Regions from separate parts of the Homo sapiens genome. Here region 1 is linked to region 2. Evidence: chromatin loops called from intact Hi-C (ENCODE). Cell type or tissue: IMR-90. All regions are shown on one strand. Links, peaks and the distances in the headings refer to the core of each region. The heading gives the core; the rest is flanking DNA.

What was found. Hi-C counts contacts between places; a loop is a spot of excess contacts. Peaks named below come from ENCODE experiments on the same cell type or tissue, not always from the same donor. Only the 100,000 strongest peaks of a DNase experiment are listed, where the experiment ranks them.
Region 1: it touches region 2 in a loop (5-fold over the local background); 3 of 110 quality-filtered maps call a loop at or near these places.

The regions. Positions count from the first base shown.
Region 1 is chr2:174,770,623-174,773,538 of GRCh38, reverse strand. No RefSeq gene overlaps it. Among named protein-coding and RNA genes, the nearest start is that of CHRNA1, 7.6 kb to the right of the region's middle. In IMR-90, for the core only: a CTCF peak has its summit at 1,794 (motif pointing left); DNase peaks (open chromatin) are centred at 1,108, 1,458 and 1,768; H3K27ac peaks cover 1,400 bases.
Region 2 is chr2:174,699,074-174,701,989 of GRCh38, reverse strand. No RefSeq gene overlaps it. Among named protein-coding and RNA genes, the nearest start is that of CHRNA1, 64 kb to the left of the region's middle. In IMR-90, for the core only: a CTCF peak has its summit at 1,820 (motif pointing left); a DNase peak (open chromatin) is centred at 1,799.

The DNA.
Region 1 (2,916 bases), core at 286-2,785, 72 kb before region 2:
CAGTTAGCACCTCTCAGAATAGAAACTCAAGCAGCTGACAAAATGGAAGTTGAGAAACATTCATGACTTTGACTATTCCAAATCACAGCAACGTTTGCTTATGTAACTGAAATAAACCCAGGATCCTACATGGTCCAGTCTTGGCACTGGTTCAGTCCAGCAGAAAAATAGAATTGAAAACAAATCTTTCTTGCCTTTTGAGAAAATGCCAAAGGTAGGAGTGCATTTTAAATATCCAACAAAGCGCCTCAAAAATAATGTTTGCACTCCTCTCCCACTCTCAAGTTATCTGGCCAATTATATCTCCTCCCTCTCTATTCCCCCAACCTCTCCAGACACCCAGACACTTTCTCAATTCTCTTTTTTCTCTGCCTTAGTTCTTCATTTGTCATTGAACTTAGCCTCCCAAGCTTCTTTAGTTTTCCTTCAGTCTGTTATTACCCAGACTGTGTGTAACAAAGAAAAGTTCAAGACATACTTTTTGCTACCAGCACGGGGTAAGGAAGGACACATCAGATTCTGCGCCACACTCATTTTTCTTGGTTTGTGTCTGTCCCAGAGAATATGAGAAGCTGGCCATGGAAGAATTCTGCCATCAAAGCATTTCCTGCATTGATCAAGTGGTTGGACCCCAGAGCTGCCGTGGCCAAGGCCTGGCTTCGGTTCGTGTTGACTCTGCGTGGTCCTGCAGCCACAGTCCACGCTTACTTCTGCCAGGGGTCCACTGGGTCAGAAAGTACCCCAGAGACAAAGTATCCCTTGAGAGAAAGAGGCGCAGATTTTTCTCCTCCTTCTGAAAGGAAAGTTAAGAGAAAGATTACATTTATAATTTAATGTACGCACACGTATATTTTAAAAATCAAAGCACAGCTGTTCTAGATGAAGGAAGGGTGGGAAGCAGGGAGCACCACCCTTTTGGCCACTCCTCCCTGTCCACGATCTCTCCTCCTTTCCTTCTCTCATGGCCACCTCAGGAGAGCTTCCTGGAGCACAGTTTGAACCATGAGTGTAGTGGACAGAGCACCGTGTTTGGGGTCAGAAATATCAGATTCCCCTCCTGGTACTTGGATCTAAGTGAGCTCAGACACATGACGTATGTCACGTGCACAGCTGAGCTGCTGCAAGAATGAGGTGGTAGCTAACAGGATTGCAGTACAGGGTGATTTCCCCTCTACCGTTAGACCCAGAGAAAAAGGGAGATTGTGAAGCAGGACGGGGGCAAATCCATCCCTGCCCCTGGAAGAAACAACACCAAGGTCGGGGGAACCCATGATGAGTGGTCAGCAACCTCTTTGTATGTAGTTAGAAGCCTTTGTGTAATCCAGTGGTAACAAACCCAATCATTACTACAGACTGTCAGCGTGATTGCATAGCACTGAGCCTGGCTGAAAAAAAAAACAGAAGAAACTGACCATTGCAGACAGAGTGAGACATGACAGAGGCAGGTCATCTGGTGTAAACCGGATGAAATCTCACGCCTGAAGAAGCCTAGATTTGCACATGAATTGCCTTTGGCTCTACAGCCCTCCAGTACAATTACTCAGAACTGTAAGCTTGTGAAATAGAAATGCAAAGTCGGGCTCTTTCAGGGGCTTAGAGTTGACCCCTCTTTCTTGACTCTTCTGAGGAGCACCTGTAGTTCCTGGGGTGCCTTCCTCACCCGAAAGGGCCTGCTGGGCTGGCTTGCTGGAGTTTCCAAAACACAGGCCCTGGGGGCACAGCAGGAGAGACACCTCATCCGGAGAGAGCCTCTAGCGCTCGGCCACCGCTTTAATAACCATTTGTTGCCACCTGCTGGCCACTGGACCAAGGCACTCCATGCTGGAAACAGGAGTTTGGCTAAGAGTTAGCCAGGCCCCAGGGAGCTGCACCCAAATGCAGACAGCCTGTGTTTTCTCCAAAGAAGTGACCTTGGGAGGATCCACAATTATTCCATTCATTAAGCCACACAAGAAGGTGGATTTTATAAAAGAGATATACTTCATTCATGCATTAATTAGTCAACTGCAAACACTTTTGGAGCTACATGCAGGTACCCTGCATGGCACTGGGGGTGACTGATAGTCACATTTTATTTTATCCCCAAATGACATTATCTAGTATGATCTTCTACCCTATTCATTGAATTAAGCTTTACATCCATTCATTCCCTCATCAGCAGTTATTTACTGACTGCCTACTGGATGACAAGCTGTCAGCCAAAAGCTAAGGATACAGCGGTGAGCAGAAACAGGTGCCATCTCTGCACTCACTGGGTTGCAGTCTAGTGGGAGAAACAGACGTTAATCAGATAATCACACAAATAAATGTAACATATGCACCCTGACAGGTATAATAGAAAAATATAACCGTGAGAAGAGCAGGTCTAAGTGACTTTGGTTGATTCTAAAATGGAGATTTAGCTATTTGATATGCGTTAAAATTATTTAACATGTTTTCATTTTCTGACCCAGCACTTCTACTCTTAGAAACTCATCCTAAGGCAATAGTTAGAAAATTGGGCTGATTTATATGTATAAGGATGTCCACTGCATGATTATTTATAAAAGCAAAAATTAAAAATAAAAAATGAAAACATCCAATGGTAAGAAATTGGTTAAATGAATTATGATACATTCAAAAAAGAGAACATTCTCAGGCATTGAAAATGAAAATGGACCGGGCGCGGTGGCTCGCGCCTGTAATCTCGGCACTTTGGGAGGCCAAGGTGGGCGGATCACCTGAGGTTAGGAGTTCGAGACCAGTCTGGCCAACATGGTGAAACCTCGTCTCTACTGAAAATACAAAAATTTAGCCAGGCATAACGGCATACACTTGTAATCCCAGCTACTCAGGAGGGTGAGGCAGGAGAATCGCTTGAGCCTGGGAGGCAGAGGTGCAGTGAGCTGAGATCATGCCACTGCACTCCAGCCTGGG
Region 2 (2,916 bases), core at 275-2,774:
TCTGAGTCCATACTCCTCAACACTCTCTGCTACCTCTTGAGCAGAGAATTAAAATTTGCCAACCAACCAACAGAAACAAACAAAAACACACAACCTTTAAGTACGAGTATGAAACGTCCCATTTTCTTCATCCTTTATTTATCAGTCACTCTCCCCTCGGCTGTGTTTTTTTTTTTTTTTTTTTTTCCAGACAGTGTCTCGCTCTGTCACCCAGGCTGGAGTGCAGTGGCACGATCTTGGCTCACTGCAACCTCCGCCTCCCGGGTTCAAGCGATTCTTCTGCCTCAGCCTCCTGAGTAGCTGGGATTACAGGCGCCCGCCACCACGCCCAGCTGATTTTTGTGTTTTTAGTAGAGACAGGGGCTCACCATGTTGGTCAGACTGGTCTCAAACTCCTGAACTCAGGTGATCCACCGCCTCGGCCTCCCAAAGTGCTGAGATTACAAGCATGAGCCACCACGCCTGGCCTGGCTGTGATTTTTTCTAAACACGAATGAACTGCTCACCACCAGCCTGCACTAGGCTCTGTTGGTCACATAGAAGTCAAGAAGGCATGGTCCTCGCCCCCAGGAAGTGAAGAGTATGAGACATCAATAGAAGGGAGAGAAGGTGATACATAAACATGGACATCCAGACATGGGAGGGTCTGTCTGGCCAATGGGGATCACAGACAGCTGTGACTTGTTCCAAAAAGAATCATTAATAATGATACCATTCTAGGGAGACCAAAGGAATTGTTTTCATTCTTCAAGATGAAAAATAGATTCCTTAACAAAGACTGAATTTGACTGTGATTTGGGAAAATGTTCTCTCACTTTAAGCTCTTTCTTTTCTTGATTTCATTCTCAGATCACTAAAGACACACTGATCTCTGTTTACCTTAGTAATGCGACCTCCCACATTTGAATGAACTATACACTGGCATTTATAGTGGGCTGTTTTTAGATGATAACAGCACCCTTTATTTGCTAGAAATGGTGACTCTGAACAATAGTATGCAGATTCGATTTTGGTAATTGAAGTTTTTTTAATGTACAATACTAGGGAGTTTGCTATGGAAAAATTTCTGAAGAGAATCCTTTAGTAAAGCAAGAAATTTTCAAAAATCATATTTTTGAAAATATGATTTTCAAAATCACCAGACCATGCGAGCAATTTGGGGCCTGCAGATGTGTCATCACCCTAATGTCCCTAGCCAATGAATGCTCAACAAATGTTGGAAAAATTAATTAAATTATTAATTTGCTTATTTTTTCCCCTAAGTTCTGATAGGTATGTCAGATGATCTTGATTCAAGGCACACCTGAATTTTGGCTACTTCATAGTCTATTCTTTGCAGCTCTTTGCAAAATAAATTGCACATTCTATGTCTGAGGCCTGGACTCAGCCAATATCTCAGGGAGACTTTGACCCTCATGAAAACCTGGGCACTCGGAAATGACCCTTGAATTGGCCTTGCTGCCCTCATGAGGTCCCAAGGCATTTTTATAAGCACAGCTTTCATCACTGGAAAATCCTGGGTTTATTTAAGGATCTGAAGAACACTCCAGACTGGCCTCGAGTATCTGTTCCTAAGACATTTAAAATATTATCTTTTTTCCCCTACTAATCATATAATTTAGGAGAAATTCATTTTGGAAAATAAGGTACTGCTGATAATACTTTTGTTGAGTTGTGATGGGAATTTTTGGTTGGTGGGCTATATTTGGGGAGGGTGGTTAGATAGCACAGTATACTATACCGTAGTTTGAGAAGAAATGGAGCAAACATACAGAAATATTTTAGTTGAATAAACTGGGCAGCAGCTCCCTCTTGTGTTGAACAGTAAGTACTACAGACACTTAATTAAAGTATGGGGAAGCATCCCTTCATGCACATTAACACTCCAAAACTGAGAGCTTTTCCCAGTAATTTTAAGTCCAAGAAAAGCATAGTGCTCAGTAACTTTTTTTATTTTACGCTATTTTATTTTAATTTATTTTAATCTTTTTGAGACAAAGTCTCGTTCTGTCGCCCAGGCTCGTGTGCCTTGGCATGATCATGGCTCACTCCAGCCTCAACCTTCTGGGCTCAAGCAGATCCTCCCACCTGAGCCTCCTGAGTAGCTGGGGCTACAAGTACGTGCCACCATGCCTGGTTAATTTTTGTATTTTTTGTAGAGACGGGGTCTCCCTATGTTGCCCAGGCTGGTCTTGAATTCCTCAGCTCAAGGGGTCCGCCTTCCTCAGCCCTGCAATGTGCTGGAATTCCAGGTGTGAGCCACCACGCTTGGCCAACTCTTGATTCTAATAGCACATCCACTGCCATTCATTTTTATTTAATTAATTTTTCCAACATTTGTTGAGCATTCACTGGCTGCCAGGAACTAGGGACATTAGGGTGATGACACAGCTGCAGGCCCCAAATTGCTCACACGCTCTGGTCCATCTAATGCCACTTCTTCTCATAATGCTGGTCCCCTGTCAACGGTGACCTGTGCCTCCTCAAACTGCCCCCTTCCTCTTCTCATCTCCCACCCCTACCCTACGACTAAGTCCAGCTCAGGCCTGTTCCCCCTGCCTCCCCTTGGTTGCAGCCAGTTGTTTTCTTGTCTTGTAACCCTTCCTGGATAATAACTCCTTTGAGGGCAGCAGCCCAGGGTCATCCAGTCTCAGTTTCCCTGCAGTCCCTCGTTCAGCATTAGTCCAGTTCATATTCAAATGCGTATTTGTTCCATTTAATTTAATTCAAACAAATAAAAAAGCAACAGATCCCCACAGCTATTAATAGCTTAAAAAGGGTTCCAATGAAGAACTGTATTTGACCTCTTTGTATGCATAACCATCAAAAGTGGAGTATGTAGCTATTGTTTTGTTGCTGCTGTGAATCCAAAATATCTGAGACAGGCCTCAACCAATTTAGAAATTTACTTTGCCA